Regions from separate parts of the Homo sapiens genome. Here region 2 is linked to region 1. Evidence: chromatin contacts called from ENCODE Hi-C or POLR2A ChIA-PET data. All regions are on one chromosome and are shown on one strand. The core of a region is the stretch at or near the end of the contact, and the rest is flanking DNA. Distances in the headings are between cores, read along the strand shown. Region 1 has its middle 150 kb from the start of TMEM200A. Region 2 has its middle 230 kb from the start of SMLR1.

Evidence for each region. Hi-C counts contacts between places; a loop is a spot of excess contacts on that map. ChIA-PET counts read pairs that join two places held with the same protein, here RNA polymerase II (POLR2A). Pooled maps may share reads with other maps.
Region 2: a pooled map shows a loop between it and region 1 (7-fold over the local background). The contact joins two enhancer-like sites. A Hi-C loop is called at or near these places in 1 of 168 maps with a recorded cell type or tissue (A673) and 8 of 50 pooled maps. POLR2A ChIA-PET finds 5 or more read pairs at or near these places in 4 of 52 experiments (AG04449, activated CD4-positive, alpha-beta T cell, activated CD8-positive, alpha-beta memory T cell and 1 more).

Annotation. Positions count from the first base shown.
Region 1 is chr6:130,514,368-130,520,876 of GRCh38, reverse strand. No RefSeq gene overlaps it. Among named protein-coding and RNA genes, the nearest start is that of TMEM200A, 150 kb to the right of the region's middle. RefSeq lists an enhancer at 2,515-3,714. Within about 2 kb of position 3,361, at least 5 of the 41 ENCODE cell types and tissues checked have a DNase peak (open chromatin) inside an H3K27ac peak, as active enhancers do.
Region 2 is chr6:130,598,362-130,604,870 of GRCh38, reverse strand. No RefSeq gene overlaps it. Among named protein-coding and RNA genes, the nearest start is that of SMLR1, 230 kb to the left of the region's middle. RefSeq lists an enhancer at 1,712-2,911. Within about 2 kb of position 2,435, at least 6 of the 41 ENCODE cell types and tissues checked have a DNase peak (open chromatin) inside an H3K27ac peak, as active enhancers do.

The DNA of each region.
Region 1 (6,509 bases), core at 2,112-4,611:
CCCTGGAATGATTCAGGGCAGGGAAACATTGGCTTGGTGTGTCAGTTAGATAAAGGAGACCGTGGGGATATCTGGATTGGTTAGTTTGCTTATGAAAAATGTGTTGGCAAGGTGGGGGAACGGGGTGGGAAATCTTGTGCTATTTCCAGGAATTAGCTGACCCCTGGAGGGGCAGTCTCTCCATATTAGCAAGACTCCCCAAGATATCAAAGCATCGTAAGATATAGAAAATAAAAAACCTGATTAATAATTTGACATGCTATTTACTTCAAGAAATAAAAGACATTGTTGTCAGTTTTCTAGCTTCAGCAAAGATAGCAGAGAGGGATATTGCCTTCTTTCCTTCCTGTGTTCTTTCTTAAACTCGAGGATGAGTCGCTAGTTTGGGAAAGGAAGGAGGCTGAGATTTACTAAATGCTGATTCTGTAATCTAATTTGTGACTAATGAGGGCAATAAAGAGTGATGAGACACATCATCAGGATCTTCGGGATGATCCTATTAGAACAAGTTTCCTATGGCATAGGAGGGGCTTCTGTGAATGTTTATTCTACCATTTCTGTTACCAGGCTTCAGAAATGTCATCTGCCAAGTACCATTTAATTTTCCCATATTTCACTCTCCCTGAGGACAGGGAATGGATGAATAATCTTTTTTTTTTTTCATGTGATGAGCAAAACAGATCCCTTAGCCCTGACCTTACTCATTCAAATACCAAATGTACTTTATTAATTAAAAAATTATACTTAAAAATATACACAGTATTCTAAGATTTGTACTATATTCTTACTTGTCAATAATAAGACACCTAATGAGCCTATATTTAAGAACCATCATCAAGCAAACCTATTATTCTTAAAAGGCTACTGATGTTTTATACAACCTGCCTGAAAAATGATTTCATTTAGATTTATTTCATCTGTATCTTTACATATGGTTTTAGTTGTAATTATTAAAGCTGCCATCTAATTCCGTATATCATTTTTGTTTTCATAATGAAGAAGTCTATTTAGTTAGCAAAATGGTGGAAATGTTCTTTATGGTAGTTAATAGCCTCTGTAGGAAATATTAATCAGCCTAACAGACACATGAATCTGAATGCAATCTTTTAATAATTTTCAAGGATAATTTGGTTTATGAAAGGGATCTGAGGATATTATATGCCCATAGGACATTTTTGTCTAGCACAAATAACAAAGTATTAAATGTAATGCTTTTAATCCAACTTTTTCTGCAATCCCTTTCTTGAAACAGTAGTATTGTAAAAAGAAAATGAGAGTCAAAAGACTTCAGTTAATATCTTGTAACCAGCTGAGCTGTCTTAAGTAGATTGACCTCATTGGAATTCAGTTTTCTCATTTTTTTAAATGGAAAAAATAATCACGCATAATTTGATGTCAATGTAAGGATTAAGTAGCATAATTTATGTAAAAGTGCTCTGTAAAACCCTTTAAAAGTGTTAAAGATTATGATCACTCTCTGAAGTTTCATAAGGCATTTGGGCTTTTTTTATTTTTTATTTTTGAGACAGAGTCTTGCTCTGTCACCCAGGCTGGAGTGCAGTGGCATGATCTAGGCTCACTGCAACCTCTGCCTCCCAGGTTCAAGCGATTCTCCTGTCTCAGCCTCCCGAGTAGCTAGGACAACAGGTGGGTGCCATCACACCTGGCTAATTTTTGTATTTTTAGTAGAGGCGGGGTTTCACCATGTTGGCCAGCCTGGTCTCAAACTCCTAACCTCAAGTGTTTCACCTGCCTCGGCCTCCCAAAGTGCTGGGATTACAGGTATCAGCCACCACGTTTGGGCACATTTGGGCTTTTGGAAAGATACGTTCCATATCTTTCTGCAACAATTATTATCTCAACAATGTCCCAATCCATTGTGCTTTTTGCAATCCCATAGTCAGTTCACATATATTATTGATTTTATCTTTAGTTTGCCCATCTGTCAAATAGGGTGGATTTTATTTTCCTTATTTTATAAAAGAAGAGACAAAAAGAAACTGCTAGTTAAGTAACAGTTCTATCATCTCAATTAGAGTCTAAGCTAAGACTTAGACCACAGGATTTCCACCCCCCTCAGTCCCCTGCTCTTCTCTGAGGTCATCTGTCTGTAAGAGCTAGCAGTCCTTGCTAGTACCATCCTCCAAATGATTTTCTAGGTGCAGAGTTAAGAAAAATATCTTTTTCAGGGATGTGACTGCTTGCTTTTTGGCTGTGAGAAAATGTCTTTTCTGGGACACAGTGTAGCCAGGAGCAGAAAGGCAGGCACTCCTCAGCACTGGCTGTCCCCTGTCCCCTGGTGAGTCTGAGCCATCTCTTGGGTGGCCAGATCTATACTGTGTAGAGCAATTGTGCATGTCCTTCCAAACTGTTAAATAAGTCAAGTAAAAATAGATGTGTGGCAGCATTCTTCTATCCGACAAAACCCTCTCTGTGTCACATCACCTAGCAGCACACATTTATTGAGTACTTTGAAGGGGGATTGGGAAGCTGACAGGAAACAGGTGGTCTCTACCCATGCTGTGCCAGCTGGGCTGCTCAGGCACAGGACCAGAGAAAACTCACTGGACTTGAGCCTGGGTTTGGATCCTTCGAAGATGATGCTGCCAAGTTTCCAAAGGCAAAAGGTTAAGGGCAGTGTTGCTAGAGTTGCTGAAGCTGGAATCTAGGTCAGTACTGAGTGTAGGAGGAGGGCGTAAGTCCCAGTATTTCCAAGAGTGGGGTCTTATAGGTGGATGCACAGGAGGAGGTTAGGTTGGCAAGGTAGGAGACAGCATGAGTAAAGAGATGCAGATATTCTCTCAGTAAAATGAGTATTACGGGGTACAGAGGTACTTGTGGCCATCAGATCATAGAAGACTTGAGTGTCAGGTTAAGAAATTACTTCGTCTGCTAATTCATCATATCAGAACATAAGTATCAATACAATTTCCTTACAGTTCCTTTGAAAATATTACTGGTCATGCATTGTTACTCAGTGGATTAGGAGAAGGGAGAGTCCTCCCAAATAAAACCATCCTACCTGCTGGCACCCTCACAACCACTTTTTCCAGCAGAACAGGCCGGATATCCTAGGTTTTCCATTTGATGATGAGTCATGATAATTGCCTCAGATGAATTTAATGTGTCACAAATACCTGGCATAGACTCATTTCTATTTCTACTGAGAATTTGTTTTTTCTGAACCTTCAAATGTACCAGCTCATTTGTCTGATTTTGGTTTGCAGGGGGATGCTGGTTTAACAAATTGCCTCATTAGTGGTTCTATAATGGGAACACTTACTAATGCTGCTGGTTTCTTCCAGGTGCTGAGACACCTTGCGTTGTCACAGCACTGATGTGAGTCAGATACTAACAATGGTGTCCTTTGTTTTTATGAGAGATGAAACTGAAACACTTCTCATGATGTCGCTAGGTAACAGAATATATCTGCAATTTTCACTCTATAGGCAGACTCTCTCTTTCTTCCTATTTGTACTCATAGATTTTAGTTATCCATGGAGAAAACAGCACTAGGCATAGATTCTGGACTCGAGGGGCCTTGTGTCTACCACACAATAAATGTAGATCTTTGGTAAGTCGACTTTGCTGATTTCTGCCCCAGTTATATTATTGGTAAAGTGAAGAATTTGAAAAGAATTTAAGGTGGAGTTTCCCTTCATTATTCACTCAGCAAACATTTATTAAGTGCCTACTATGTATCAGGAACAGGGCTAATTCCTGGGAGTATAAAGCAGAGAAAATGACAGTCCTTGCCCTCAACATGCCTCCTGTCTAGTAGAAGGATCCCACACATGCTACAGAGAACAGTTAGTGAAATTATGGAATAAAGCTCAGGGAACTATGTGAATGTAAAATGAATGCACCAAAAATTGAGGATACTTTCTGTATTAATCTGTTCTCACACTGCTATAATGAACTACCTGAGACAGGGTAATTTATCAAGAAAGAGGTTTAATTGACTCACAGTTCTTCAGGCTGTACAGGAAGCATTGTTGAGGAGGCCTCAGGAAACTTACAATCATGGTGGAAGGGTAAAGGGGAAGCAAGTACCTTCTTCACGTGGCGGCAGGAGAGAAAGAAAGTGTAGGGGGAAGTGTCACATATTTTTAAAACATCAGAGTACGTGAGAACTCACTATCATGAGAACAGCATGGGGGAAATCCACCCGCATGATCCAATAACCTCCCACCACATCTTGCCCCCAGCATTGGAAATTACAATTCAACATGAGATTTGGGTGGGGACACAGAGCCAAACCATAACACTTTCTCACTGTATGAACATTGATGGCAAGTTTGAGTTCAGACTGCTAGACTGGCTTCTCTATTAGAACATTCACAACTCAACACCATTGCCATGAAATAAAAACAAGGATGTTGGATATGTTAAAAGGAATAAAAATCATTAAAAATTGCACAAAGTTAAAAAAAAAAAAAGCCCAACAGCTTTTTAATTCACACAGGAAGCAACACCTAGTGGTCAAGACTTCATCCTTTCAAGAAGTCACCTGGGATTAAATCCTAGCTCTGCTTTATTAACTTGATTATTTATGCAAGTTCATCTGTACCTTATTTTCTTACCTATAAAATGAAGAAGACAACCTATCTCACAGGTTTGTTGGAAGTAACAAGTGAGACAATAAAGGTTAGGTGTTTTATAGGCAATTTATAGACCTCATTTATTTTTTAATTTATAAGATTTCAACACCTTTTTGTAGGCCCTCAAAGTAGGACAAAATGGCTTTTATTTATTTATTTATTTTTGAGACAGAGTTTCATTCTGTCACCCAGCCTGGAGTGCAATAGTGCGATCTCGGCTCACTGCAACCGCTGCCCCGCTGGGTTCAAGCGATTCTCCTGCCTCAGCCTCCCAAGTAGCTGGGATTACAGGCATGCACCACCACGCCCAGCTACTTTTTGTATTTTCAGTAGAGATGGGGTTTCACCATGTTGGCTAGACTGGTCTCCAACTCCTGACCTCAAGTGATCCACTTGCCTTGGCCTCCCAAAGTGTGGGATTACAGGCGTGAGCCACCATGCCAGGCCAAAAATGGCTTTTAAATTTCAGTTGTCTTTAATACACATTGCTGGAAATTCTGTCTCATTTTTCTCTACTCATCAGTAGGAACCCTGAGTTGATACAGAGCTGGCTGTTAAAGTGGTGTTAACAGTATCGACATTGGTCTGGGCTCTGTAGCTTTAAAATAAAGAAACCAATTAGTACCTTAAGAAAATAAGATGGTCAAGAGTTTCTATATATGGTAAAATTTGTCATGGAAGTTCTAACTGGGGAATCACATTTGCTATTAATACTCTCCACCACCGCATCATAAAGATCAAAGTGCTTCCCTTCCTTGGATTGCGTAGGTGGCACTCCCACTGTCGGGTTTTATAAGACACACACTGTCAGCTGTGTGAGGTACAATGGCTATTTTCCTAGGGAAAGGAAATCTCAAGGACCAGCTGCATAAACACAAGAATGTATAGATATTTAATTCAACTTATGGCCTCCAAAACCATTAGATTCTTATAGCTGTACCTCTGTTTCATGTTACAGCTAAGTAGCTCACTCTATAGCCCATCCATGGAGACATTCTATTCTTTCTCATTAAGCACCAGGTAAGCCATCTATATTCCAATTGGAAAGCGCTTCTCTGCAGATGTTTTAAACATGATCTGCCAGGTCTGTCCTTTCCAGAGGCCCATTTGTGCCCTCTCTAGCTATAGATACCTACCCAGAGAGGTCCCCTAAAATGGAGTACTTCCTTGTTTTGTAAAAACCTTCCTCTTTTCCATCATCCTTCCTGCCCTCACTATCTCAAAATAGCAACTTTTACAAGCCAATCCATGTTAATTCATTTTTAAGGATGAGGAAACTGAACCCCAGAGCGTTTGTGAATATTGCACCACTTCTCATGGTCCCTGAGTCAGTACTCCATGCTTTTGCCACAACCCCGTACTGACTAGTTATCTGACAGTCTTTCATGAGGTCTGAAACATGTCTGAAACTTTTGCTTGTGTTAATATGAGAAGTCAACATTCACACTATAACTAGAATAAAGGGTGACTAGCCCTACGAGAGATTAAGATATTAATTATAAAACTACAGAAATCATGACAGCATGGTATTAGGGCAGGGATAAACAAATAAATAGAATTAATTAAATCAAGGAACAGAATTACATAGATATCACATTACAGAGCAGTGGGGAAATGAATCAAGAAATAGTCCTGGAAAAATTGGGTTCTATCTCAATAGGATGTATTAACTTAATAGGAGGTAAATAACTTGGAGTCCTACTCCAGCCAATGTTCACAAATGAATTCCAGGTGGACCAAAGGCAGAAATATGGAAAGTAAACATTTTATATTTATAGATGTCAGAGAATACTTCTGTTACCTTAACATGGAAAATGGGTTCTTAAAAATACCCAAATATAAAGACAAATAAATATTAAAATTTAAAACTTCTTCACAACAAAAGACAACATAGACAGCTCAAAGGCA
Region 2 (6,509 bases), core at 1,186-3,685, 85 kb before region 1:
TTTTAGTTTAGTTGTCTTAATTAGCATAATTTACCGACACTAAAAATAATTTCTAGAACAAAAGTCTCTGAAAGTAGAAGTAAAAAGAGCTCTTTTCCTCTGCATTTTAGAGCTCAATCTCCCACAACTTTACTACAAACACTTTAAAAGACTTTGGTGAAGTAGTGATCCTGATTTTAATACTGAGCTATTTTATTGTTATTGTCCATTAGCTATTTGGAATTCCTACCATGAAAGTACAGTGCTGAGGATGCATACATTTCTCTTGTTTTCAGCCTCAACATTCTTAGATGATTAGCATTTGACAGATGAAACATACAATGCTTAAGATGATCTTGGTAAAGACAATAATTACAGCTTATCACATGGTTGCACTTTAAAAACCTCACAGTGAGGAATGGTCACCAGAAAATGGGGCTCCCTGTTATCAGGAAGATGAATCAGAAAAAGAAAGGACTTTGATGGCAGAGGCCATTCACTCCACCAATCAATCAATTAATCCACCAGACAATTTAATGTCTATTCGTTGAATTCCAAACTTGAGCCAGATTCATTGCTGTATGCTGGAACACCAATGTGAGAAGGAACAGAGCTCCTTCTCTCATGGAGTTTACTGGAGTAGGTAAGGCAGACATGCAAATTAATGTCTGCATAATTGCAAATGGAAGCCCTATAAAGAAAGGGAACTGGTTTCCACGAAAGCATAGAACAGTGGGACCTGAATTAGACTGGACTTTCAGGAAAGACATTCTTGGAAAAGTGACCCCAGAACTAAGAAAGAGGAGTAGGTGAGACACTTGGGGAAAGAGGGAAAGGAGGATGGCTGAAGAATGTTTCAGACAGAGGGAAGAACAGAAACAAAGGCTTTGGGGCAGGCATGAGGAGGGCTTGTGTCCTGGTGTGGGCTCCCTGGAAACAGACTCTGAAACAGAGATTTGTGGCCAGGTGTTTATCGGGTGTGCTTTCACGAATAACACCTGTAAGGAAAGGAGGAGGCTCTGGAGTTGGAGTGTCCTTTGGAGCTGCCTAAAATTCAGGCCTCTGAGGCTACTTATGGACCAATCTTCTGTCCCGAGGTGGGGGCATGACCTTAGGAGAACCAGGTGAGGGCAATTCCCAAAGTGGGACTCAGGTGTGAGCTAAGCAGCTTAAATTCCTAGCAGCTGGGGGAAATGAGTGCCTTGGGCTTGAAAGGGGAGCTGGGTGGGATGCCACACAGGGCTCTGCTGCGATGACCTGCGATGCTCTGTGGGGATGGAGGTCAGATTGCTGAAAGGTAAGTGAGTGATGGGACAAGAATCTGGAAGTGGGAGCAGGATCCACACACACAGGGCCTGGCCTCCTAAGACTTTTTAGGGATTGTACCTTAAGAGCTATTAAGGGGAATAATAAGGGTTAGGGCCAGCATGGCTTCAGAGGGATGATGCATATCCTGGGCAGGGAGATACTCTAAGCTGCAGGGCGACCCTCCTGTGTTTCTGTCTCCTTTCAAATTAGCTCAGTGACTTGTATTAATTGTTCTCAAGGATACCCATTTTAGCACTCTTTTTGCTTCTGTTTTTTGTTTTTGAGACGGAGTCTCGCTCTTTTCCCCCAGGCTGGAGTGCAATGGCGCAATCTCGTCTCACTGCAACCTCTGCCTCCCAGGTTCAAGCAATTCTCCTGCCTCAGCCTGCCGAGTAGCTGGGATTACAGGTGTGTGACACCATGCCTGGCTAATTTTTGTATTTTTAGTAGAGACAGGGTTTCACCATGTTGACCTCAGGTAATCTGCCTGGCTCGGCCTCCAAAGTGCTGGGATTATAGTCGTGAGCCACCGCGCCCTGCCCCATTTCAGCATTCTTGGTTGTTCTCCTTCAGATTTCCCAACTCAGAAGCCAGGCAATACTATCGGTGAGAGAATTAAGCATATCTGTGGCTGTGGGCTGAAAGATACTTGCTTCCTCTCAGGGTATCCAAATGCAAATGTTTAAAAAACTCCCTGGAAGATATGCTGTATTTTATTGGCCATTTCCCCACCAGTACTCAAATGTACCATGTAATATAAGAACCCTTAATCACGTGAAGCATGTTATATGTGAGACTGTCATAATTGGTGTCAACTATGTTTAGTTAGAAAGATTTTGTGTTATATGTGGCTATCTTCTGTATCTCTATCATCCCTACCCTCAGATGAAAGGGCGTTCATAATACTAACCAGAACAATCAAGTTGATTTAGTAAAACCTCATCACATGCCTGATAATCACATATCAAGCATGCACACTTTGTATTTAGATGTTTGATTTGATATTTGGTGCTATCATTATGAATCAGTCTTTCCGCTTTCATGCTGTAGCGTGTGATCTTTCAGGAACTCCTGAGAAGCCACGGAAATGATTCTTGCTCAGCTCCTTCCCCTGGAACGATGAATCATGGTAACTCATAAAAACCAGGGAGAGCTCTTGTCTGACAGTTTAATAGCTTTCCCTTTAGTCAGTCGGTGTAAGAATCTAATTTTGAGCCTATTCATTTGTGAAAAAAGGTCAGCGTAATTTCCTGATAGCTCCTGTGGCCTCTCTCCAGAATGGGCTGTCTTCCATACATGACAATGATGCTGGTACCATGTTGTGCAAAGTTCATGCTCTAAGGTGTTTTTCCCCACTGAGTCCTGATCCTAGGTCCAGATTCACAGGCACAAAACCCTCACCGGGGCATCATTCCAGACCTTCAGCTCTCTCCCTCACAATCAATCATCATGTCTGGCCAGTTCTACCCCCTGAGCAACTCTCTTCTTTCCATCTTTTCTGCCTTCACTGTAGACAAGCGTACCACCATCACCCGTTGGTTTGACTTCTGTCCCCGTCCAATTCAGACAGGTAGCCTGTAATTCCCTCAGAGGCAATTCCTCCAAATAAAAATCTGATCAGGTACTTCCCTTGTAAAAACCCTTTAGGGGCTCCCATCACCCTAGATTTTAACACGTTTATAAGCCACACTTACGAGCCTTCACCACTTCCATCTCCATGCACATTTCTAGGTTCCATTGTAAAAGGAGACTGTCCCATCTGTCTGTAGGAAAAGTCTTTCAAATGAAAATATAGCCTGGATATTGTAGGCTACTTTTCCAACTAGAAACTTTGTAGGAAGGGCTACTCTTTAGGGGAATAGTCATGATTATTTCAAACTTAAATACCTTTCCTTTGCATTGTTGAGAATAGTATGAATCATCTCTCACATGAAAGGGCCTATTGAAATTATATATTTTAATTCAACAAACCCTAATATTGTATTGATAATAAAGATAACTGAAAACCCCTAACCCTGGGGAGATTAAAATCTGTAGGTGAAATAGGGACTCTTAAACAACTAACTACAGCTGCAACTAATTCTGTATTGGAGGTATAACATGCCGTGGATGATAATAATTCATTCTGACTGGAATATCAGTAAAGACAGCATCTGATCTTGGCTTTGGAGTAGAAAGAGGTTGTTCTGGATAAATAGAATATCAAAAGAGCTTTGCTAGAAACAAAGAGTTGGGGAAGATATCCAATCATTGGCCTGGAGAGAGAAGAATGAAGAGTTATAGCAGGAAATGGTCCTGGGAAGACAGATTATACTTAGGTCAGAGGAAGCTGTAAATGCCATTCTAAGTAAGAATCACTTACTTGATAGGAAGCAAGAGAGGTTTTGAAGGTCTGTTGTGGCAAATCTGGCTTGTATTTTAGGAATGTTACCCAGCTGTGAGAAGGAATGTTGGAATAGTATAGAGATTGGAGGCAAGATAGTGAGATAGAAGAGTGAGTCAGGAAAAGTACTACAATGAAGGGGACAGGCATGGGAGATACTGAATAATTGATGAGTCTTGGCTATGGGTTGTATATAACAGTGAGAGTAAGAGAGTTGGAAATCTCCTGGTAATACTTGTCTGGGCACGGTTAACGCTTCCAAGATGACTCCCAATGATCCCCACCTCCTGGTAGTCTCATGCTCATGTCATCCCCTCCCACATTGTACCAGGATTGGCCTCATTGACCAATAATGGCAGAAGTGATGGTGTGTGGTTTTTGATATTAGGTTATAAAATCAGTGTGCCCTTTTTCCTTGGTTGCTTATTCTTGAATATTTGCTTGGGGGAAGTGGCTGCCTTCTAGTAATTAGCCCTATGGTAGGCACACGTGGTAAGGAACTGGGGCCTCTTGACAATACCCATGTGAGTGAGCTTGAAAGTCATTTCTCTAGCCCAAAGAAGTCTTTATATAACTATGGCCCCAGCTGACATCTTTTTTTCTTTTCTTTTCTCTCTTTTTTTTTTTTTTTTGAGACGGAGCCTCGCTCTGTCACCCAGGCTGGAGTGCAGTGGGGCGATCTCAGCTCACTGCAAGCTCCACCTCCCGGGTTCATGCCATTCTCCTGCCTCAGCCTCCCGAGTAGCTGGGACTACAGGTGCCCGCCACTGCACCGGGCTAATTTTTTTTTTTTTGTATTTTTAGTAGAGATGGGGTTTCACCGTGGTCTTGATCTCCTGACCTCGTGATCTGCCCACCTTGGCCTCCCAAAATGCTGGGATTACAGGTGTGAGCCACCGCACCCGGCCCCAGCTGACATCTTGACCACCACAACCTCACAGGAGATCCTGAGCCTGAACCACTCAGCTAAGCTGTTCGCAGAATTCCAACTCTCAGAAACTATGTGAGCTGAGTTTGGGGAATTTTTAATGCAACAATCAATAGAAAACTAACACACTTGGTAATTAGACAGCTCTGATTAGCTAAGGAGTACAGGTAGTATTAGGGAGTATTAGGGAGTACAGGGAAGGGAAACTGGTTTTATCAAGGAGATGACAAACTTGAATTTTGAGATATTTGGATTGTGCTATATCTCTAAGTCTGTGTTCATTAGGCATTTGGAAACAGATGTCGATTTGGAAGTCATCTGCAAGGTGTAGAATGGTGGCTCTTAAGCTGAAGCATTCATCAGAATCAGAATTTGTTGTTAAACAGAATGCTGGGCCCTACCCCCCGAGTTTCTGGTTCTGTAAGTTTGGGCCTGGGCCCACAATTTGTATTTCTAACAAAGTTGCTGGTGATACTATTTTGGGTTCAGGGACCACACTTTGATAACCACTGATGTTGAATCACTGAGAAGAAAACACAAAGTAATGACATTTATTATAACTAATAGTTCTCTTCTCTCTCTCAAGTATTATATATCTACATATACATTGTAGACCTGAAATATTTAGTAATTAAAGAACATGAAATAAATTTACATTATTGACCAAAATCAGGGGTTGGAGATTTTTGTAGACAACAATAAATTGAAACCATGTACAAGGTAAAAATTGAGTTTCCTTGTTTTATAAGGTATATATGTAATCAACACTTCTATGGATTCACAGTAGACACCTTTTCCTTACTCTCTCTGATTTTTGCTCTTAGTTTTGTATTTATGACCTGAAAATGGATTTCAGTTAATCAGCAAGCAAATATGAAAAGGAAATCCAAAAGGAACTTTAAAATATTCAATTATGTGCTACAAACAGGACTTTCATGTTTCTTCTTAGATTACTGGAATAAATCTCAAGAGATGATGCTTTGACAACCAGGAGGACTGATTACATAGATCCCACAGCAAAACTGTGGTATTGGGTGGTGCATCTCGGCAGATAGGACATAACAACCAACTAGATTAAAGGACATTTTCATAAGGAATAGCTGCTGCTCAATAATAAAGAGTTGTATTTCTTAACTCCTTTGAAAGTTCACATATACAGTATACCAATTAATTTTTGACTTACATAATTAGCTAAGTGGGGAAAGACAATGAATTGAGTTTTGTCTTCTCTCTCTCTCTCTTTCTCTCTCTCTCTCTCTCTCTACATATATATATATATTTTATATAGAGGCCCTTATGGGTTGACATTTTCTTTGCATATCCAGGATTTAGTTTAAATGTCTACTTCCTTAGCATAATGCATAAAAATGAGGACAGAGTATATAACCTCTGATGTTTCGGTAAAGAAAGCTGATCTCTCTCTAACTTGGGTACCCTGGTTTCCTAGTAACTGATCTCTTGCCTTGCTGTTTGAGATAGAGTTCCAACCTTGTTGCCTGGTGACTGTGCTTATCTAGATTTCCTGCCAGTGAATGCTAGATTCGTTGTGCCTGAATTCTAATGCCAACCACCTGCCTTCTAACACTATCACCTATTGTCTCTTGCTTAAAAATCCATACATTACATACCCTTACCATGCATTATATCTCCCTTTCCTCCTGAACATTTTCTATAGATGCACCTTCTAGATGGAACCTGTGGACTCACACCTCTGTAGACCTGTCCTTTGACTAACCCATTCCATATGTTGTTCTCATGGGCTGGTGCCTATCCTTTGTTTGATCAGTTGTGTCTCACTAGACTCTTAGCTTCTACCTTCTTTAGTCTGGTTTATTCCATCACAGCCAAACCACAATATTCCCCTGGGGGGAATATAGATAAAAGAACAAGTAAAGGAATGTGCAGATTATA